3 separate regions of the Homo sapiens genome follow, and all the other regions are linked to region 2. A link is a loop called in an ENCODE intact Hi-C map of the cell type or tissue named here. Cell type or tissue: heart right ventricle. All regions are shown on one strand.

Evidence for each region. A loop is a pair of places that touch in the nucleus more often than their neighbours do. Peaks named below come from ENCODE experiments on the same cell type or tissue, not always from the same donor. Only the 100,000 strongest peaks of a DNase experiment are listed, where the experiment ranks them.
Region 1: a loop joins it to region 2, with 3 times the contacts of the local background. A loop is called at or near these places in 10 of 110 quality-filtered maps.
Region 3: a loop joins it to region 2, with 7 times the contacts of the local background. A loop is called at or near these places in 27 of 110 quality-filtered maps.

The regions. Positions count from the first base shown.
Region 1 is chr10:18,305,035-18,313,034 of GRCh38, forward strand. All of the region lies in intron 2 of CACNB2 (calcium voltage-gated channel auxiliary subunit beta 2), which reads left to right. Among named protein-coding and RNA genes, the nearest start is that of CACNB2-AS2, 48 kb to the left of the region's middle. In heart right ventricle, a CTCF peak has its summit at 7,889 (motif pointing left); a DNase peak (open chromatin) is centred at 3,688; H3K27ac peaks cover 4,168 bases.
Region 2 is chr10:18,234,973-18,242,972 of GRCh38, forward strand. All of the region lies in intron 2 of CACNB2 (calcium voltage-gated channel auxiliary subunit beta 2), which reads left to right. Among named protein-coding and RNA genes, the nearest start is that of CACNB2-AS2, 23 kb to the right of the region's middle. In heart right ventricle, a CTCF peak has its summit at 4,119 (motif pointing left); no DNase peak of the experiment used is centred here; H3K27ac peaks cover 1,772 bases.
Region 3 is chr10:17,844,202-17,852,201 of GRCh38, forward strand. MRC1 (mannose receptor C-type 1) reads left to right here. Exons shown (of 30, transcript NM_002438.4): 6 at 1,088-1,234; 7 at 5,378-5,563. MIR511 (microRNA 511) reads left to right here and starts at 906; the gene lies at 906-992. In heart right ventricle, a CTCF peak has its summit at 3,682 (motif pointing right); a DNase peak (open chromatin) is centred at 7,630.

The DNA of each region.
Region 1 (8,000 bases), 70 kb after region 2:
TAAAAAGAAGAATGAATGAAAATGATTTTTCTTATTCCAATTCTTCCATGTTTCCACCTTTATCTCATTCCCTTTCTTATATTCTCCCCTGTGGGAACTTCATCACTTTAAAAATTAAGAACAAGGAAAGCCTTTGGGTTACAGGAAATAAATGTCGTCTACTTCATGGACAGTAAATGCTATGAGGCTGAGACAGAATTTGGAATTTAAAGCTTACATTATCTATTGTTTTATTATGTCACTTGTTTCATAAGGCAGCTTTTATTGGTTAAGTTCAATATTCAGAGGAAAAGTAAACTGAAGGACCCTGAAGCAGATCCTTTTTGAAATAAGATTGGAGAATAATATAAGGTAAAACATGTAACTGGGGCTGTTGAAGTGGAGATTTGGCTAAGTATGACAAAAATGAGAACAGAATACAGAGAAAATTAACTCAATAATATCTCAGCACAAATCCTCGAAATCTGCAATGAACGTATCTTTTGATTCCTAAGTCATGAAAGAAGACAGTCTTTCATTATTACTTTGCCATGTAATAGCCATTTATATCAATTTCACATTCTACTTTCTTCTATCCTTATTCCATAGCTGGTGTGAGTTAGTTTTCAAGACAAACTGGAAGTCCCAATTTTAAGTAACACCTCCTAATTTGTAAGTGTTGGCTTCAGTAAAAATTAACAACCTCACTCTGTAGGTCAAACAGAACCCATCTGGAAGCCAGGTTATGCTCATGGTTGACATTTGTGACCCCAGGTATAGGGGGAGAAGAAGGGTAACTGAGGAATTCTCACGTGTTAAGAGGCTGCATATAAAAATGATAAGTGTTGGGAGGCCGAGGTGGGAGGATCGCTTGAGCCCAGGAGTTGGAGGCTGCAGTGAGCTATGATTGTGCCACTGTACTCCAGCCTGGACAGCAGACCGAGACCCCATCTCTAAAAAAAGGAAAAGTAAAGTGATAAGTTGTCAAGGAGGTCAGACAAGAAACAGGGTCCTGCTTCACACTTTGATAAGTAAGGGTGCAGAACATTTCAGGAGGAAGAGAAGAGACAGCCAGGGGGCCAAAACAGAATTCAGCAAGCAGGCATTTAATTGTGATCTTGGGAGAGGAGTTTCAAGAGGATGGTGGAAGTCAGGCACAGATGCAGTGAGTTATAAGGAGCGTGTGGGTGATGAAAGTAGAAACAAGCAAATATAGCCTCCTTCTAGAAGGAGGAAGTATGGCCACAATCACTTGAGGAGAAGTGAGTTGAGGGAACGTGTAGGTATATTTGTAGACACAGAACAAATTTCTGGAGAAAGTAGAAGATAGGACAAATACAGAGGTCTAGGGTTTGAAAGAATTAAGAATTAGAGGGTAGCGGAACACATAGATAAATATGTAAAGGGTTTCCTGTGGTTAATGACAAAAGATTTTGAGTAGATTCCATAATGGTTCCCATCAGCCTTGTTGCAGTAGAAATGAGGTCCTTGGAAAATGAAGAAGGCAATGTGAGAGAGGCAGAAGAAGGAGAAAGAAGAGTCTATTGTAAAATAATCATAAGCATTACGGTGGGGTCAGGGTGAAACTGGATAAAGTGTTATGTATGGACATTCTCCAGCAATTTGCAGTAACCCCAGAGAAAATGTCTAACATGCTTTTCAGGGTTAGTAGCTAGGAGCCAAAGATAGTTAAGGAGTGAGGGCTTCTTTGTTGCCAAAGACTGAGCTGTTGAAGTTCTAGTCCTTGGGAAGTCAGCCAGGGAGAAAAGCAGGTGATTCCGGGAGGTTAATGGACTGAAGACACTGCAGAGGGTTAGAGATCATGGGAAAAGCTAAGTGTAGGTTTATTTTAAAAGAAGCAGCAGATAGGGTGAAAATATAAAAGGTTGTGATCTGAGAAAAGTGTCTAGATTTGAGGTCCTTGGGTTAAAATAATATGGGTTAAAGGCAAGAGGCGGTAAGGATGATGTCTGTCAGTTCCTGGTTAGGAAGTGAAAGTTCCTCTAGAAGAGGAAAGACAAGGTCCAAGGGTAAAGGCAGGATTTTGTATTTCACATCCTGATTATGGCAGAGAAAATGGTGGAGAAAAAAAAAATAAGCTAGGTGAAATCGTGTTTAAAAAACCAGAGGAATACCTCAAAAGTTGGTAAATAAATGCCATTCTTTTAGGGCCGGTCACGTGGCTCCCGCTTGTAATTCCAGCACTTTGGGAGGCCATGGCGGGCAGATCACGAGGCCTGAAGTTTGAGACCAGCCTAGTCAACTTAGTGAAACCCTGTCTCTACTAAAAATACCAACATTAGCCAGGCGTGGTGGCACACGCCTGTAGTCCCAGCTACTCGGGAGGCTGAGGCAGGAGAATCACTTGAACCTGAAAGGTGGAGGTTGTGGCGAGCCGAGATTGCACCACTGCACTCCAACCTGGGCAACAGAGCAGGACTCTGTCTCACATAAATAAATATAAATGCGATGCTTTTTCCTTCATGGCATTTATTATATGTAACAATTGTTTGTTTTTTAATCCCCACTTCCCTACTAAATTGAAGGCAGACTATATTTTATCTATTTTGTTCATACCAAGTTCCCAGCACAGTGATGGCTTATAAAGGAGACATGTCCAATAAATATTTGTTGCATGAATTAAAAGACAGAACCAAGGATGGGAAAGTGAACATATAATTTGATGCCACAGACTTAAAAAGATGTGAGGTCACTGAATAAAATAAATAGGAAATGTTCTGGCAATGGAACAAAGGAGCTTATCTCTTAATAAAAATAGAAAAACATAAAAATGTTCAAATCAATGATAATGAAAGAAATATAATTAATTCAAACATTTGCTTACCCTGCAGAAGGCAAGAAAGAAGAAGGTGCTTTCATTTTTCTGCGAGTAGCATGTGTGTATTACACTGCTTCAGTCAGAGAAATTAAAAGGTAGGATAACTTAAGTCTAAAATAATATATGCCAACTTTTTTTTTTTTTTTTTTTTTTTTTTTGAGGTAGAGTCTTGCTCCGTCACCCTGGGCTGGAGTACAGTGGTGTGATCTTGGCTCACTGCAACCTCCACCTCCCAGGTTCAAGCGATTCTCCTATCTCAGCCTCCTGAGCAGCTACGATTACAGGCACCCGCCACCATGCCAGGCTAATTTTTGTATTTTTGGTAGAGTCCGGGTTTCGCCATGTTGGCCAGGCTAGTCTCGAACTCCTGGCCTGAAGTGATCCGCCTGCCTTGGCCTCCCAAATTGCTGGGATTATAGGCGTGAACCACCACGCCCAAGCTTTACCAACATTTTCTTTTTAAAAATGTTCACGTTCAGGGGTACATGTGCAGGTTTGCTGTATAGGGAAGGATTGCTATCACAGGGATTAGATGTACAGATTATTTCCGTCATCCACGTAATAAGCATAGTGCCCTCTAGGCGATTTTTCAATCCTCACTCTCCTCCCGCCCTCCGCTCTCCAGGGGACCCTGGTGTCTGTGTTCCCATTGTAGTGTCCTACAGCAAAATTTTCTATTCTTCACATTTCTTGAAAGATCATTGTAAAATGGCAAGTATATTTTAAAATGGCAATGCTGTAAAAGCACTCACAGTGATTTCTTGGGTTACCACTCAGCTTCCCCACAAGGTCACTTTCATGAGATCTGGCTCTTGGGGTCAGAATGAATTGTAGGTTGGATACGCATCAGCCTGCCAAAAACAACCCCAAGTGTGCCAAGTATGGGAGCCAGCAACGTTACAGAAGGCATACGGTATGCCTGACACCTTTGGCTCTTGGCAAAATGAGCCAAGGGTATGACTTGACAACTTTTTTGGGTGAACAAGTTGTCCCTTTTGTATCAAATGTCATCAGCTCACTGATGTGTATTTGCTGATGTCAGCCAGAAAATGAAGCACTTGCAAAAAATGCAATTTTAAAGCAGTCATATTTGAATACTAACTTCCACTGATTCTCATTTGGGTTTGGAAGCAATGCACAATTGCCCTTAAAATAGAAAAAAAAAACTTATTCCTCGGAAGTGATGCTGTCCTTCTCCCCTCGTCGTTACCAATTTTTTCACTAAAATGAATATTGTCAACAATGAAGTAAAAGTGAAGCTGTCATTTGATATGTTTCTGAAATTTTAAAATATTGAATGGTTATTTTCAGACTAAATATGTTATCTTATTTTTTATATGTTTAAAGGTAGCAGGAAAAGTGACTCTTGTATTTATGACGGGAGAAAGAGGGGACAATTCAGAAACAGAGAGGGAGACCAATAGAGTCAAAAATGTCTCCAACAGTTACATAAGCACCAGACTGCCAAGAATTTTTACACTGAAGCCGGAGCTTGACTGGGAAGTAGAGGTACACATCACATGAGAACACAGGTGGTTGGGTCGGGGCTGCATGGTGCAGTTCAGGTCTTCAACAGGGTAGACTCTTCAGAAAATGTGGATTTTTCTTTTTTCCTTTTTTTAGTTTAGTGGAGCCTCGCTCTGTCGCCAGGCTGGAGTGCAATGGTGCGATCTCGGCTCACTGCAACCTCTGCCTCCCGGGTTCAAGCGATTCTCCTGACTCAGCCTCCCAAGTAGCTGGGATTACAGTCCCGCGCCACCATGCCCAGCTAATTTTTGTATTTTTAGTAGAGACAGCGTTTCACCATGTTGGCCAGGCTGGTCTCAAATCTCCTGACCTTATGATCCACCCGCCTCAGCCTCCCAAAGTGCTGGGATTACAGGTGTGAGCCACCTCGCCCAGCCCAGAAAATGTGGGTTTTATTTGATCTGGTGTATTTCTGTTTGTTTCAGAATAGATGTCCGGATAAACAGTCACCTGAGAATGAGGAAGGTGTGTGTTTTCAAACCTGCACATAATAAAAAGACTATTGATAAGATTATTAGAATGGAGATAGAAAACTAATTTTAAAATTAACATTATTTTGCCATTTAGAAATGAATAAAGTTATTTCTGATACCAGTTATTTGAAGAAATATCATCAGAGGACTTAATTTATATATCCAACTAAAAATGATGGCAGTGCTGCTGTTTCTAAGCTGTGTGTAAATACTCAGTTACAGTTTCTTAATTTGGTCTCAAATAGATTTTTTTTTTCAACTTGCGTGCTACAGGTTTATTTTTCTGTTGTATTTTCAGCAATGTTTTAAAACTCATTCTTTGAAATTCTAAAATTTGTCAATTAAGATTGGGTTTCGTAGTTCTTAACATCTTTTATCCTCTCTAAAATTAAGTCTACTTTGATGGTAATAATTAGGTTTACTGTGTTGATAAACTAAGGAAAGCATACAATTTAAAAAAGTGATTTTTTAGGCTGGGCGTGGTGGCTCACGCCCGTAATCCCAACACTTTGGGAGGCTGAGGTGGGCGGGTCACCTGAGGTTGGGAGTTCGAGACCAGCCTGACCAACATGGAGAAACCCCATCTCCACTAAAAATACAAAATTAGCTGGGCGTGGTGGTGGATGCCTGTAATCCCAGCTACTCAGGAGGCTGAGGCAGGAGAATCAGTTGAACCCAGGAGGCGGAGTTTGTGGTGAGCCAAGATCATGCCATTGCACTCCAGCCTGGGCAATAATAGCAAAACTCCATCTCAAAAAAAAAAAAAAAAAAAAAAAGTAAAAAAAAAAAGAAAATTATAAAGAAAAGAAACCCACCCACTGGGTTCGAGCAATTCTCCTGCCTCAGCCTCCCTAGTAGCTGGGATTACAGGCATGCGCCACCATGCCTGGCTAATTTTTTTTGTATTTTTAGTATAGATGGGGTTTCACCACATTGGCCAGGGTGGTCTCGAACTCCTGACCTCAAGTCATCCACCCACCTTGTCCTCCCAAAGTGCTGGTATTACAGACCTGAGCCACTGTGCCCGGACTGTTTTCTTTCATTTTCTGTTTTGGTTTACAAACCTCCACTTTAGTCTTCAAATACATTCATTTTATTAATTATGCTGACCATTGAATTTTTTTATGCTGGCAAGTATATTTTAATTTCCAAGGACATTTCATTGCCTCATCAGTACTTTTTCATAGCTTTTTGTTCTTGTTTTATAAATGCAATAATCTCTTGACTCTCTCTGAAGATACCAATTTGGATTTTCTGCTTGTTTAAGTTTGCTTAAGTTCCTTGTATTTTTGTTTCCCTGAAATTGGTTTATCTGCTTATTTTGGACCTTTTAGGCTCTTCTTTCTTTTTATTTTCCAAATATCTGCTTTTACTTATTTGTCCATCCATATTTGTGAATGATTGACTACTTTGGTTCATTATAGGCAGGTGGCATGGGTTCCTCTGGAATCTTTTAGTCTTGTTTTCTTAGTAGTCTTCTCATCTCTAAATGAGAGGGCAGCTGCGGCTCCATGTAGATAGGTAGGAGTATAGACAAACCTTGAGCAATGTGGCGGTTAGGGGCGTTGACCCATTGCACAGTTGGAAATCCATATACAACTTTTGACTCCCCAAAGCCTTACTACTAATAGCCTACTGTTGACCAGAAGCTTTACCAAGAACATCAACAGTCAGTTAACACATGTGTTGTGTTGTATGTACTATGTACTGTATTCTTACAAAAAAGTAAACTAGAGAAAAGATGTTAAAAAAATTATAAGTAAAAAAATATATACTTACTATTCATGAAGAAGAAGTAGATCATCATAAAGTTCTTCATCCTCATCGTCTTCCCACTGAGTGGGCTAAGGAAGAGGAGGGGTTGGTCTTGCTGTCTTGGGTGGCAGAAGATGAAGGAAATCTTCATACATAAGTGGACCCACATGGTTCAAATCTGTGTTGTTCAAGGGTCAACGGTAGATGGCACTTAGACTTCCCTATAAGGTGTGTAGTCAGGGAACCGCCTGGTAGGGACCCCTACAGTCACCTGACTTAGGAAGTGTGTTACTCTTGGGGATGGAGCACTTCATTTCTTTTACTCCTGGGCAGAGCTGACTTTTCTTCTCCAATGATAGTCCCCTTCTATACTTCTGGGTATGTCAGTATTTACTTTAAACTACTCTATTCCTCTTTCAATCCCACACCTTTTGAAATGCATTTATATATTTGATGCTTCTTATCTTTTTTAAGCCTGTAAGTTGTCTGACTAACAGAAATTTCCCAAGTAGGTAAATCTTAGGAAACAAATTAAAATGATAAATATGGTGAAATTTAAGACCTTCTAAATGATTAATAAAGTATATAAAATTCATAAGTTTGCAACTTAAAATCTCAAATCTAAACCAACTACTCAGTCACACATTTTAAATTGGAATTAAATGACTGATCTGTTTCTATTGAGCCGAACTCTCTTAAACACTAAAAATATGTAAAATGTGAAATATGCACAAGCTCCTTTACATAAAAAAATATTATTTATATTTGTTTAGTCATTGAAATAGCTCTGCTTTTAATTATAAATTTTTCTGGACTTGCCCACAAAGGAATAATTTATATCATCCTAGCTCAGCCAGTTAAGATTATATAACAGCCAGAAATATTGGCCCAGATGCTGAATAAATCCTTGTCGATGACTATAAGGAGATACACAGAGCTCTGTTAAGGTCACTGTATCAGTGTCCTTTAAGTGTGTGTGTTTGAAGGTGTGGGGTGGCAGGATGCAGGGAGGAAGAGCTGTGATAGCCCAGGTCATTCAGATCCCTAATCTGCTCTTTTCTGTCTTCATACACTGAATTAGATTTGGCCTTTCTTTAGCTTTTAAGATTTATGTGTGCCTTTTCCATCTAACTCTAAATACCTTTGATAAGTCCTGTCTCCTTTGCCTGTATTTTTTAACACTTAGGACTACAGAACTCTTGGGGGCGGGGGCATTCAAATGGCATCCAGAGTTTTAGTGCGTTCTCCTGACATTGACTTTTTTAGCCACATTTCAAGGTCATGCTACTGACGATTACGGACCAAGAGAAGAGCAAGTGACTGCTGACCTCTAGAGGATACTCAATGCAATAAATGATTGTTTTTCTGTGCTAATAATAGCACTGACATCATATGGTTGTAATAAATTTGAACAGGATGATTGAAGC
Region 2 (8,000 bases):
CTCTACTAAAAATATAAAAAATTAGCCAGGTGTGGTGGCGGGCGCCTGTAGTCCCAGCTACTCAGGAGGCTGAGGCAGGAGAATGGCATGAACCCGGGAGGCGGAGCTTGCAGTGAGCCGGGATCACGCCACTGCACTCCAGCCTGGGCGACAGAGCGAGACTCTGTCTCAAAAAAAAAAAAAAAAACAGTTAAAAGGAGCTGGGCGCAGTGGCTTATGCCTGTAATCCCAGCACTTTGGGAGGCTGGGGCAGGAGGATCGCTGGAGACTGGGCATTCAGAACCAGCCTGGGCAATGTAGCAAGACCCAGTCCCTATAAAAAATAATCTAAAAAAATTAGCCAGGCACAGCAGTGCATGCTTGTAGTCTCAGCTACTCAGGAGGCTGAGGCAGGAGGATCCCTTGATCCTAGAAGGTTAAGGCTGCAGTGAGCTATGATCACACCACTGCACTCCAGCCTGGGAGACAAAGCAAGACCCTGTCTCTAAATTTTTTAAATTAAAAAGATAGTTAAAGTGGTACATTGTAGGTTATGTATATTTAGCAATAATAATAATAAAACAACACAGTTTCCTTTTCCAAGAGACAGAAGGGGTCTGTTTGGTTAAATGAAAAGGACGTGGTACAAAGTGGTTGAGAGTAGTTGCTGTTCAGGCTCGGGGCTGCTGCTGCTCTCTGTCTGCCAACAGCCAAAGGCAAGTCGGTTGGAGCAAACTGACTGGTCTTGGCTCTGCCTCAGAGCTGCCCTAGAGCTTTGACTGTATGAGGAAGAGGGGCAATGAGGTTTTGGTTGGTTAGATATTACAGCAGCCACGGAGGTATGGTTTGGATTTGTGTCCCCACCCAAATCTCATGTGGGATTGTAATCCCCATGTTGGAGGAGGGGGCTGGTGGGATGGGATTAGATCGTAGGGGCAGATTTCCCCCTTGCTGTTCTCATGATAGTGAGTGAGTGATTTCTCACAAGACCTGGTTGTTTAAAAGTGAGTGGCACCTCCCCTTAAACTCTCTTCCTCTTGCTCCAGCCATGTAACATGGCTGTTTTCCCTTCTGCCATGATTGTAAATTTCCTGAGGCATATTCATCCATGTTTCCTGTACAGCCTGTGGAACCGTGAGCCAATTAAACCTCTTTCCTTTATAAATTAGCCAGTCTCAGGTATTTCTTTCTAGCAGTGTGAGAACAGACTAATAAACAGGACTTCTGATCCTGTGGCTCCAGTGTGACTGCAGCCTGATTAGGACCCCACACCTGGCTGATGCCGTTCTGTCACTCTGTCTACTTACAAGCAGAGACATTCGCCATTGGTTAAAACCAAACACAGAGGCACGATCGGCTGCTACAGTACCACCTAGTCTCCAAAATGGCAGGAAAGGGCGCAAGCCCACAGTATGGACATCTCTGTATTGATGGGAGATCACAAATCCATAAAAAACAGGTGAGGTAGAGAGAAAAAGAAGGAAATTCTGCAGGTGCCTACAGCTTCCCATTACATGTCTTGGACAATCTTATCTTAGTTGTATTTCCAGAGCCCCTCAGTAGGCCCCCCAAGAGCAAGGGGCCACCTTCTGCAGAAACTTAAATGCCAATTGTTGGTATTAGCCAAAGTGGAGAAAGAGAATGAAACTTACTGGTTTGAGATCAAGCTATTGCCAAATAGACATATCATACCAGAAGACATGTGTTTGTGTTATTAAAAAAAGTAGTTCCCCCAAAATGACAGTCTCTGCCTCATAATCTACCTGCCATTTACCCCTACCTGCCACTCCCTGAAGCCATCGGTAACCTTGGAAATGCTTGCATCAGTGATCCAAGTGTGGATCTCCCTACCCCCACCCTTTCTTATTCAGAACTTTGCAGTCTGAGCCTCCTCTCGGCTAAGGATCTCCTTTGGGGGACTGTTTCAATCTGACATCCTGGCTTATCTATAGGGAATATGCTAGGAAGCTGGGGATATTCCAGAATTAAACTGCAGAGAATTATGTTCATTCATGGGCCTGTAGTACTATGCACCAGGCGAAGTGCCAAGCAAGGCAAGTGCAAACATGGAAAATAGAAAGAAAGAGGCTCTGCTTACCCAGGGATCTCAAAGGCGAAAGGGTGAGTGCATTGCAATTGCCTCCAATGTGGTCAGTGTTATTGTAGGGTAAATGCATAGAGGTAGCAACCTACTCTTGGGGTCTGGAGTAGGAATAGAAAAAGGTGGTGTTCTGGGTTGAATTGTGTTCCCCCAGAAAGTATGTTGAGGTCATAATCCCCAGTACTTATGAATGTAATCTTATTTAGAAATAAAGAGGTTTTAAAGATATCATCAAATTAAGATTAGATTTTACTCAATTAGGGTTGCCTCAAATCCAGTATGACTGATGATGTCCTTATAAGAAGAGAAAACCAAGACACAGATACACAGAGAGAAAAGATGGTCATCCAAAGGTGGAGGCAGAGATGGGGCAGATGCATCTACAAGCCAAGGAATGTCAAGGACTGCTGGCAACCTCAGAGGCTAAGAGAATGGTGTAGAACAAGTTCTCCCCTAGAGCCTCAGAAATGGCATGGCCTTGCCAACACCTTGATTTTGAATGTCTAGCCTCCAGAACTGGAGAGAGTGTATTTCCATTGCTTTCAGCCACCTATCCTATGGTGCATAGCTGTGGCAGCCCCAGGAAACAAATGCAGATGGTATCATTTGAACTTGATCTTGACGTTGGAATGGTTCTTCAGGTGCATCAACAAAGACAGGAAGAGATAGGGGCTAGAGAAGGACAAGAGCTGTTCAGAAAGCAGCTTTGATTCAGTGTGATATACCCAACAGGGGTAATGGTATGCACCAGTGTACCGCAATATACCATAGATGGAGTTGAGTTGTGTTCTGGAATGATGGTAGAAAGGTAGGCAGGAATTAGCCCAGACAGGGGATCTTTTGCTATGCTAACAAGGCTGGACTTTGTTCACTGAGGGTTTCATGGCTGAAGGATTGTAAAGGCTCCCATAGCCTCACTCATTCTGCTCCCCACTCTCTCTCTGTAGCGTGGAGCATATCCTAGTTTGGACCTCATGTTGTCTTGCTCTCTAGAGTTCTTCCAGATGGAAGGTTGGGCCAGATGTAGACTGACTTTAGGATGGGAACTATGAAGGCTCTTTTCTGAAACATCTCTCCCGCTTGCATTTGGCATGTGGTTTTATAACTCCCCATGTCCACCCCAGACATAACCTTATGATTGGCATATAATGTACTCGAATCCAAACCATGATTAAAGTCTGTTTTGTTTTGCAAATTCTTGGCACTGTTTTGTGAAACTCTTCCAGTTCTAGCCTGGTCCTCTCTTAATAAAACCAAAGCTTTTGATAGCAAGTATTCCAAGGTTGCCTTACTCGCGTGCCCTGATTCTGTACTGATGAAAGCCATCGTTTTGAGATTTACCTTGGTTCCATTTTCCAATTCTTATTTTCTTATCAGAAACACACTTCATTCTTTTCATTTTTCTCATTATATGATTAATGATTTTCCAAATCATTTCTGATTAATATGTTTTCCATCCAATGTGAACCTAAAAATAAGGAAAAATCTCAATCCAACATAAGGGACTACTTGCTACACATTCTTAAAGGATTATTTTAAATCTTTTGAGCTTCTAAGTTGCTTTAAATAGTATAACATGAATGAGTTGACTGCCAAGGAGTATGGGATTGTAGTGATTCAAAATTTCTTCGTGATCACTCTAAGAATGACTTCTTATTTGCCAGAGTAGCTTCATTCAGATAATAGTAATTATAACAGTGCTACAGTTTTAAAAAACAATGTGGAAAATTACTACAGGAAGATGCTGGAGGCCTGAGTGGGAGCCCATCTCTGCCTTTAACTAACACAACCGTAAACCATTCAACTATTTTTGGCTTCAGTTTCCAGAAAATGAAAAAAGACCTGATTCGATTATTTCTAAACTCCTACAATTGTGAAGTCACGAATTTGCTTTTTAATTACAGAGGCGATGTGAACCCTGAAGGAGTGTTTTAAGATTTGATGGCAGCTGGAACCCAAATGCTTTCAGGAAGATTTGAATCTTGCAAAAATCTTTTCAGTGGGGGCAGTATTCTTTAGCAAAGTTTGCCATCTAGTGGCCACCAGGACTAAATGGGGCTTTGCTTAAAGTGTTGAACAAAAGACTCCTTGACTAAGTTTATTTATTTTTAATTTTTTTATTTTTATATATTTAGCAGGTACAAGTACAGTTTTGTTACACGGATATATTGTGTAGTGGGCAAGTCTAGGCTTTTAGTGTAACCATCCCCCGAATAGCGTGCATTATACCAGTTAGGTCATTTCTCATCCCTAACCTCCCTCCCACCTTTCCGAGTCTCCAGTGTCTATTATTCCACTTTATGGGTCCATGCGTACACACTGTTTAGCTCCCACTTAGTATTTGACTTTCTGTTTCTGAGTTATTTCACTTAAGACAATGGCCTCCAGTTCCATCCATGTCACTGCAAGAGACATGATTTCATTCTTTTTAAGGGTTGGGTAGTATTCCCTGGTGTGCGTATATGTGTGCATGTGTAAGTAGATATATACACCCCACACATTTTGTTTATCCAGTCATACATTGATGGACACTTAGGTTGATTCCATATCTTTGCTATTGTGAATAGTGCTGCAATAAATATACAAGTGCAAGTATCTTTTGTATGTAATAGACCTTATCTAAGTTTCATAGACAGTTGAGTACAATTATATTAATTAAGTTTTGAAGAATTGAGTCAACTTTAAAAGTAGAGAAGTGTTCTAAATACCAGTTAATCATGGATCTTAGTTCTTCTAGATTTTCTTTATAGTTTCTAGATCACCCTCCCCAGCTCCAAAGATTATAAAGCACTAAATGCTTTTATTTGTTTCAAATAAGAGCTTGTGAAATCCAAGTCCTGGAATTACATATCAAGGAATATGTATATTACCTGATCTTTACTGATGACTTTGGATTCTCATGTCTTCTCATATCTGATAAGGCAGATAGCTGCCTCTCTGCCTTATCAGCTGTAACAATCTCACATGACTTTTGGGTAGCTTCATATTTAAAAACTTTTTTAAAAATCTTCAGTATGGCAACTTATGTACTATTTTTGTAAAAATATTGAATAACTGGAATAATAGAAATGGTTCACGCTTTGAACTAGCATAACAAAAACTATGAGTATTCTGTTGACATTAGAGAAATGCCTAAAAACACATTCTCCTTGACATTTTGTTCCATCCCACTTGGACTCTCTCTTGAACAATATTATTCTACAATCCAAATAACATGTTGCAAAACAATCGCAGAGTGACTCAAATCGCTAAACATCTTTTCTTCCTGTATAAAACTTGACAAAAGCTTTGATTAAAGTCTCATGCAGGTTGTGGATTCGGTTCCAAGCAGCGTGGTATGTGATGGCGTACTCAAAACTAGTCTGGCTCAACTGTACAGTTTTATAATTTGCCTGCAGGGAGATATTGAGAAAGTGGAACGTGTAACCAGGTCGCTCACTATTAATCTTTTAGCTGGGGAAAGAACAAATCCAACTTCTTTCTTGACATCTCCTCTTGGTTTTCTCAAAAACACCTCAGACTCAACACATCCAAAATTGAAACTTGCGATCTTGTCTCCCCATATCCTGGCACATTTCTACTGTTTCAGCAAAAGCCATTTCTGTCTAACTGGTTACGCAAACCAGTAACCTCAGAGTCATTCTCGATGACCTTCCTCTCCCTCGGATGCAGAACCAGTCTGTCACCCAGTCCTTTGGTCTCATCATTAAGAATCCTGAGCAGATGCCTCCTTCCCTTTTCTCCCCCATCCTGCCTGCCTACTCAAAGCCAACACCCCCTCTGCCTGCCCATGGCATTGGTCAGTGGCCTCCACTCTGCCCTCTCTCGCTCTTGTTTCCCACGTGGCACTTACTCAGAGTAATCTTTTCCCAGTGAAAAGAAAAACACAGAAGATGTTGCCATAATGAGTTTTACAATGCCACTTAGGACAAACCTGCCTCCTGTTCTGTTCACGGTTATCCCTCTGCTCAGCGAGATAAATGCATACCTGATTGCCTCCTTTGGAAAGGCTGATCAGAAACTCAAAAACATGCAACCATTTGTCTCTGAGTTGTCCTGCCTTTCCAGACTAAACTCGTGTTCATCTTACATATATTGATTGATGTCTTGTGTCTCCCTAAAATGTGTAAAACCAAGCTGTGCCCTGACCCCACCTTGGGCACATGTCACCAGGACCTCCTAAGGCTGTGTCATGGGCACACATCCTTAACTTTGGCCAAATAAACTTCTTAAATTGACTGAAAAAAGATAAATAAATAAAATGCATTAAAGAGACTACATTTAAGTGGTGAAAAAGTGCTTGCTTTTGTGCTTTTGACTTTGTTCCATTAAAGATGCAGGTGACCTACAGGGAGGGAACATCACACACTGGGGCCTGTCACGAGGTGGGAGGCTAGGGGAGGGATAGCATTAGGAGAAATACCTAATGTAGATGACGGGTTGATGGGTGCAGCAAACCACCATGGCATATGTATACCTATGTAAGAAACCTGCATGTTATGTACATGTACCCCAGAACTTGAAGTATATTAAAAAAAAAAGATACATACAGGTGACCTATAAAGAGGTACATGGGAAACAAAAGTAAAAAATTAACCATGAATACAAAAATGAGACAAGGGGAAAGAAATGTAAAAACTAAAAGGATTTTGAAGTCAACCTGGGCAATTTAGATTATATTTTAATTATTTTTATTTATATCTATATTTACTGACCTTTTTTTGAACTTTTAATCTTTATAGTCTGCTGAAAAGCCAGAGAAATGACTTCTGGAATATTTGTACAAATAGTAAGTGTCAGCTAAAATGAGCTTCTACGTCATGTAATATTTTGAAAGAGAAGAATTGTAAGTGGATTGATCATCTTGGTTATATTCAAGTCACAATAAACAAAATATTCAAATAACAATAACTATTCAATTACGTATATAGTCAACCACCAATTTTATATTTATTTCAATATTCAAATTCTAGTACATAGTCAAGTAACAAAAGAGAAGGATACATTTTTTAGAATGCATGTATATATGTATATATGTGTGTGTATATATATGTATACATGTGTGTGTGTGTGTATATATATATATACACACAATAAGACACTTAAGAAAATGAATGTCCTATTATAAATTGAACTCTCAACTGGCTTTCAATTTATGTAATATATATAAAAATATAAAACAATAGTGCAAAAATTATTTAACAAACAATATAAAAATTGCATTGGGATAACTAGTTAAGTACTTAAAGAATTAGGCCCACACCTTGTGTCAAAACCAATTAGAGAGTTAAATGGAATATACTTGAGTAGAGAGTTGGATATAAAACAAATCATAATTAGAATAAATGTGTTGATTTATTAGAACGATGAAAAGGTTGAAAGGTCTTTCTTAGTTTTGATGTAATAAAAATATTCACAAAGCAGCACATACTGTTATTTTAAAATAGTAAACTGCATTACAAGAAAATAAGTTGAAAAGGTATGTTGGGAAAATATTTGAAGCAAATATATAAATGAAGAATCAAAACATCACATAAACAGTTTCTACAAATTGGTAAGGCTGCAGCAATGTGAAAACTGATTTCAGAAGTGTCTGTATTAGAAGTACAATTAAAAGTAGAGAAATTTTAAAGAAAACATGCAAAAAGTTGGCCGGGCGCAGTGGCTCATGCCTGTAATCCCAGCACTTTGGGAGGCTGAGGCAGGTGGATCACGAGGTCAGGAGATTGAGACCATCCTGGCTAACACAGTGAAACCCCGTCTCTACTAAAAATGCAAAAAAAAAAAAACCAAAAAAACAAAAAAACATTAGCCGGGCATGGTGGTGGGCACCTGTAGTCCCAGCTATTCGGGAGGCTGAGTCAGGAGAATGGCATGAACCCGGGAGGCGGAGCTTGCAGTGAGCCGAGATTGCGCCACT
Region 3 (8,000 bases), 390 kb before region 2:
CTTTTTCTCCTCCATTTATTTTTATTTTTATTTTTGAGACAGAGTCTCACTCTGTCACCCCGGCTGGAGTGCAGTGGTGTGATCTCCACTCACTGCAACCTCTGCCTCCCAGGTTCAAGCAATTCTCCTGCCTCAGCCTCCCAAGTAGCTGGGATTACAGGTGCCCGCCAGCTCCCCGGCCGATTTTTTTGTATTTTTAGTAGAAATGGGGTTTCATTATGTTGGCCAGGCTGATCTCGAATTCCTGACCTCAGTTGATCCATCCGCCTCAGCCTCCCAAAGTGCTGGGATTACAGGCGTGAGCCACCGTGCCCTGCCCTAATAATGTTTAGTGTGGCAGGTTTGGAACATCATGTATTCTTTCTTTTTAATAAATTCTACTTGTAGATTCAGAGATACATGTACACGGTTGTTACATACCTAGGTAAATTGCATGTTGCTGAGGTTTGGGATATAAATGATCCATCCCATCAACCAGGCAGTGAGCATAGAACCCAGTAGCTAGTTTTCCAAACTTTGTTACCCTCCATTCCTCCCCCATCTCATAGTCCCCAGTTTCTGTTGTTGCCATCTTTGTGTCCATGAGTACTCGGTATTTAGCTCCCACTTAGAAGTGAGAACATGGCTATTTGGCTTTCTGTTCTGCATTAATTCGCTTAGGATAATGGCCTCTAGTTGCATCCATGTTGCTGCAAAGGACATGATGATTTCATTTTTTTTTATGGCGGCATAATCATGCATTCTTTTCATTAGGTACCTCTCTTTGATAATGTAATCCGTTGTGACAACTGTTCAAGTTTTAAGGTGTAGCTTTATTAGCTGATAATGGGGGAAAGGGTTGTTTCAAAGAAGTATATTTGCTTTATCAACATTCTAAGTATTGGAATGATCCAACGATAAGAAAACAATAGACACCCATCGTGTCTTTTGCTCTGCAGTCAGTAAATATTTTTTTGTGAATGTGTAGCAAAAGACAGAATGGTGGTCCATTGAATCCCCAGGATGAAGACATGAGGAGACGTGGGAGGGATGCTATCTGCTGGGAATAGCTATAATAGTCCACTTTAACTTTTCCTTTTCCTCGAAGGAAGTCCATCAGCTGAACCTGGAAAAAGCTGTGTGTCACTAAATCCTGGAAAAAATGCTAAATGGGAAAATCTGGAATGTGTTCAGAAACTGGGCTATATTTGCAAAAAGGGCAACACCACTTTAAATTCTTTTGTTATTCCCTCAGGTAAGTGATCTATGGGATCTGAAGTGCCTCAACTATTAGAATTGAAAGATAAGTAACATTACAGCTTAGGTGTAACTGTTGGAATGCCGCCAGAGGTTTTGTGGATAGTTGATGGGGTAAACTTAATGATATTACTGCAATATTTCTGTGTGCTGGTTGCTAGTATTTCCTGAGTGTGCGGCGGTGTCTGGGCATTGTGGAGATCCTCTGACCTAAATAAAAATGTTACCTTCCCAATCAGTCCTCTGAGGTAGGTGTCATGATTCACATGCTATAGTTGAGGAAAAAGATATTCAGAGGATACAGAAACCTTGCAGACATGGCAAAACCGGAATCCAAGCTAGAAAGTCAACATTTGGAAGGGATGTTTATATTAGGTCCTCACGGCTCTATCTGGGCTTCCTTGCTATTCAGTGTAGCGTCTTATACTAAAGTTTTCATAAAATAGAATAAAATATCTAAAAAGTTGTAACTGAATTTTATTTATTTATTGAGACAGAGTCTCATTCTGTCACCCAGGCTGGAGTACAATGGCGCGATCTCAGCTCACTGCAAACTTCGCCTCCTGGGTTCGTGATTCTCCTGCCTCAGCCTCCCGAGTAGTTGGGATTACAGATGTGTGCCATCACGCCCAGCTAATTTTTGTATTTTTAGCAGAGATGGTGTTTCGCTGTGTTGGCCAGGCTTGTCTTGAACTCCTGACCTTGGGTGATCTACCCACCTCAGCCTCCCAAAGTGCTGGGATTACAGGCATGAGCCACCGTGCCTGGCCTGTAACTGAATTTTAAATATCGGCTAGACTTCAAGAAAAAAAAAAATCAATTGTGTTGTCCCTTACAATTTTATAGGAGAATAAACTACTAAGGCAAGAATTCTTTCTTCCAATTGATGAAAGACAAACTACATATTTTTTATTATTACCTCTTTTTGGAGGGACAGCGAATGCTTTAAATGGTTTAATTTATTTCTGTTTTTCTGCTGGAGGAAACTGACAATGTGGCATTCTTGTTTTTTTCTTCCCATTGGCTTTGAAAGCAATTTCATGTATTTTAAAATACGCTTGACATAGCTAGAGATTCAAAAGATACAACATGATAAATAATAAGGTTTTCCCTACCTCTCACCTGTAACACCCAGTTTACCTTCCTGGAGAATAATTGTTTCTGGGTGTGTATCCTTAGTTATTCTGTGACTATATAAACAAATATATTTATAATTATTTTTGTTTCATACAAATGGCAGTATACTATAATATGTTTTTATCCTAAGTTTTCCACTTAACAACAATTTTGGACATCATTCCACGTAGAATATAAACAGCTTCTATGTTTAATTTTATGGCTGTCCAAAAGCTATTGCAGAGACAGCACATATATTTTTTTGACCGATCTCCTGTGTAATGGATTTTTAATTTAATTTACTTCCAATCTTTTATTAATACAAACAGTCCTGAGGTAAATAACTATATACATTCTATGCACATCATTTCATGCATGTGATCATTCCTGGAAGTGGAATTGTTGGATTAGGGAGGAGATGTGTTTGCAATTTTAATTGATATAGATTTGGCCAAGATCCTAAATAGATATAGATGCGGGACCTGGATGTTGGGTTTGATTATCCTTTACAGGCTCTCCATAGTGACGGTGGGTATCTTTAGAGAAAGCTCACCATTTTTGCATTTTACCTCTACTATTCCTCCTCTAGGAGAAATAGTGTATTTTTTCCTTTTTTGGAAGCCTTCATTACAATTCTCTTTCTAAGACTTGGAATTTCCATGTTGCCAAAGAGGAGAATAGTTACTTTATAGTTTCTCTGGTACAGCACTCAGAATTCTGTAACTTGGCCTTACTGCTTAACCTGCCGGTGCTGGGATCCTCATGTGTAAAATGGAAATGTTCATGACTCTTCTTCCTGAGATAAAATTTTGTTCATTTCATCAAACACTCAGTACATTCTTATTCCTCCATGATGCCTTCTTCACTCGCTAACCACTTGATGTCAGTTTCTGAACATCTCTATACTCCCTGGATTAATGATTCTGTTTTATCTATAAACTCAAATAAACCAGAGCTTGGAAAAGCGTATCAGAGTTCAAATTATGCAGCATACGGGATTAGCAACAGCCTTAGGCAAGAATTCAACCTCAAACCCTGTGAATTATTGTAACACTAACCCGTTTGTCCATAATCCTCAGGTCTCTAGGGCTGTACTCTCTGGCTTAGCAGCCACTTAACCGCATGTGGCCACTGAGCACATGAGCTGTGGCTAGAGGAACAAATCATCTTCTGTGGCTGCCCCAGGGAACTCCCCTTCATTTCACTCAAGTTGGTTGTTTTCATGCTTTCAAATATGTTTAAAGTTCATCATTTCAGTTTTTGAAGGACAGCATTGGCTGATACTATTTTCAATTTCCTAGGTAGCAAAATTAAAATAACCCACCAGAGGGCTCCAAAGCTGTACTAAGCTTGCTTTCTTTTTCTTTTTCTTCTTTTTTTTTTTGTAACCACTGGAAGTGCACAGAATCTAAATTGTATTGAGGGAATAGAATTTTTTTAAATATGCATTTTTTATTACAATTGTACAGCATTTGAGCCTCATGACTGAGTAGTTACTTGTATGACTGCAGGGCACAAAATCCTGGGCTTAAACAATGATGTTTCAGATACTCTCCACCTTTAAGGGAAGATACGACCAATTCATCAAAGGAATAGTGAAGAAAGGTACCCTATAACGAACATATACTAAGACAGCCATTTGAAAACATTTAATATGAGCTTAAATAATATATACGTTCACTTTCATTTGGCAATATAGTCCCCTTCTAAGCAAAACATGTTGCCAAATTACTGTTTGAAATAGTATCTCTAGAATAGTAATAACAAGCAGCCATATATCAACTATAACTTCAATTCTTTTTCTCTTCCAATACTCAATACGCTTATATGTACCAGGCCCTGTGCCAGGCTCAAGGCAATAGGGATGAATAAACATCTGCCTTCAAATGTCTTTATTGTCACTTTCCCCTAGCTCATTACTATTAAATTTTTGCAGCGTATAATCAAGATTATACAATTTGATCCTATTAGTAGCGAGGCTGAGGATGTTGACAGCTGGTTTAATTAAATAATGATTGTGTGGTGCTTGTGATTTACAAGCACACTCTCTCTATTCTTTTCTAGTTCAGAAGAACATGGGGTGGGTGGTTTGATATTAGTGTTAGTACTAATCTCATTTAAAAATTTTCACCTATATGGGTACTCCTTTTCATGTGATGTGACTTGCCGAAGATCACACAACTTACCGCAAATTCAGGTTTTAGGAGTTATGACTCCAGATCCCTCTCCTAGTCACAAGCACGTGTCAGTTTTGGGTAGCAACTAAATGGTAGTGGGTCTGTTCTGAGGCAACAAGTGGCTGACTCATGTGGCTATGGTGGCGGAGGCTCCTTGGAGACCGTTTGTCCCCCAGCCATTCCAGCTCTCTACTTCAACACTAACCTGCCTCTCAAGAGTGACTGGCTCCCTAATGTCCATAGAATAAAGTAAATTCAAATCTTTTAGGGGATGTGTTTAGTCCCCCAAAGCTTTCAGGCCTCCAGCATTTAAACAGTGCATAACAGATGCTTAGTTCAGGTTTGCTGACAAGATTTAGATAATCTAATATGTATTAGTATAGTCTTGTTGTAGATATAACTTTTTAAAAAGAGATTTCCCATAGCCAAGTACAGTGGCTTATGCCCTGTAGTAGCAGCTACTTAGGAGGCTGAGGCAGGAGGACTGCTTGAGCCCAGGAGGTTGAGGCTGCAATGAGACATGATCACACCACCGCACTCTGGCCTGGGGAATAGAGGGAGACCTTGTCTCTTAAAAAAAAAAAAAAAAGAAAGAAAGAAAGTTGATAAGGTGATTTCCCATTTGATTAAAAAGTAGGTTATTTTGTTTTGTCTAAAAACCAACAAAATAGTATATGCCTTGTCTATTTTTGGTGAATATGTATGCTGCGAAAATAAAAACTAAATGTTACCTTTATTTGCCTAGTAACTATAAGCTGTTTCATGTATTATATAAAATGATTAAAATATTGTTATAGTTTTAATCAAATCTTTTAAAATTTTTTTCCGACCCCCCTTTTTGTTTCTAGAAAGTGATGTGCCTACTCACTGTCCTAGTCAGTGGTGGCCGTATGCCGGTCACTGTTACAAGATTCACAGAGATGAGAAAAAAATCCAGAGGGATGCTCTGACCACCTGCAGGAAGGAAGGCGGTGACCTCACAAGTATCCACACCATCGAGGAATTGGACTTTATTATCTCCCAGCTAGGATATGGTGAGAAACTTGACAGTGATAATATACTTGGCTTTAATCCTGGGAGCACCCCTTTCTACCCAACTCTGGAAAATTCTATCATAAACATCAAATTTAATCAATGTAAATCAATAATTCAACGAACAACGTATGAATTTAATCACAAATGCTGAAAATGCCACAATGTGAAAATTGTATAATAATTGAAAGAATTCTTATCACTGAAAGATAATTCAATTTCTTTTTCTTTTAATGTGTAATCCATTTATGGGTAGTTTTAAAACATTATTTTTTTCATGCATTATCTGGATGCAGAGCAGTCTACCTTACACTTGTGAACAATGCTTAATTCCTTGGAATTATCTGTGTGTGTGTGTGTATCTTCTTTTTTTAGGTCCATATTTTATCTCCTAAAAAAGATTTCTAAATGGACTGTTTCAGACTTTAGATTTCTTTTTTCTTTGTGAATTTAGCTGATGCTGGGAGGGTGTTGAACAGTGAAAAATATAGGAGTTTTTTTTTTTTTGAAATGGTTAGATGTCAGCCTAAACCTTTTAAAGGAATATATTTCTTGGCCAAGCTACGGTGGCTCATGCCTGTAATCCCACCACTTTGGGAGGCCAAGGTGGGAAGGATAGCTTGAGCCCAGGAGTTTGAGGCCAGTCCAGGGAACATAGCAAGACCTCGTCTCTACTAAAAAAAATTTTTTTTAAAGAAATGTATGTCTCAATTTTAGGTGCATAATTAAAAATACACAGAAAATGTACTAAGCAGAAAAAAATAGATGAATAAAATGAGCTGGGAATGCTTGTCCCGAAGATGAGCGGCTTGAGAAACAGCATAATGATAATGGGCACTCAGCAGTGCTTGTTGATTAAATGATGATCATTTTCATCTTCCACTGATGAGGCTGCTGAATAGCTGCAGCTGCTCTTCATTTCCCCCCAGCAAAACAAGAGGAAATGGATGGTGGAGATGGTGGAGACAGCTTCCTGACACATAGTGCCTGGAAACTGATTGGGGCTGGGGGAGGGGAGGAAAAAGCAACTAACAAATAGATGAGAAACAAATAGAGTAGTAGCAGAAAAAGACTTAAAAGTCCCCGAAACACTCCTACTTCTAGCACCTGCCAAATGGTATCCATCTTCCTGTGTTGACCCCATTGAGTGTCTTAGGCCACGAGAATAGCCCAGCTGCAGCCTATGAACAATTTCTTGGTTATTCTGTGTCTACTTATCCTGGAAAATTCACAATAGAAGATAATAATGGAATCAGAACTGGTATGTCTGAATAACAATTACTTAAATTTAGTGTGGCACTTATAGCCAGTAAAGTTTGCAAATGATTTAGCAGAAAACAGGTTAGTTAGGATGCTCTAGAACTGGAGTGCACATTTAACTCTACTTTGTATAACATAATGTAGTGAAAGAAAAAAACCTGATATTTTTATTGCTATAATTATTTTAGGAAATTGGATGGCCAAAGTTGCTTTGAAATTCAGCATGAGAATTAGTAAATAAATTAGAAAACCTTCCATTAAAAATTATTGATAAGATTTTATTTTAAACAATAAAATAATATTAATAAAAGTAAAGTTGTAAAGTTAAAATTATTGTTTCTAAACAAAAACCTAGAAATTTTTTTTTACATAATTGAGATGATACCTTTTGTATTAATCATGGAAGTATATTTCAAGTGGACACATTAAGACCTATACACGTAAGTTATGATTATACCAATGAATACAACTTCCCCAACTAATTGATAAAAATCAGCATGACAACTTTACACTCACATCTTATATATTTTTCTAGGATCAAGATTGTGCTTAGGAATTGAAGAAGCTATGGGGGAGAACAATTTAGTGAGAAATATGTATATAGGAAACTCTTAACTGTGGGACTTAGGAGGTTAGTTTTTCTTTGATCTTCAATTTAAATCTTTGAGGGGTACATGAGGTCACTTTGAAGCCTGCATTTGTTGCTGAAAAGATCACGATCTGCAAATCAAGTGAAAGGAGAAGAGGATCATCCTGGCAGTGTCATTCATTCTCCACGGCACTGGAAACATCTGCCAGTGCTGGCGCCAGGCCAGCTAGAGACTTCTCCAAAAGCAAAGTTGAATGACAACTTTCAGGAGGAAGAGACTAAACCGCTTAGGGAGAATCTTATACATTGTGATGTTTTCCTCATTTTCTACCACAACATCATCTTTACAATACTTTGGCAACTAATTTTATTATACCACTAAATGATCATACATCAAGCATTCATGATGGGACTCCCAGTCGTGTGAATTAGATAGATATTGATTTGTGTATTCTTTAACTTTTTTTAATTTAGACAAGTTTATTTTTTAGCCATGACATCTTAAACCTTCATTGACTTTAACTTTATCCCATTTTTGTTGTGATATTTAGGAATTTTTAGCATGGCACCTACTTATAAAATCAATAATG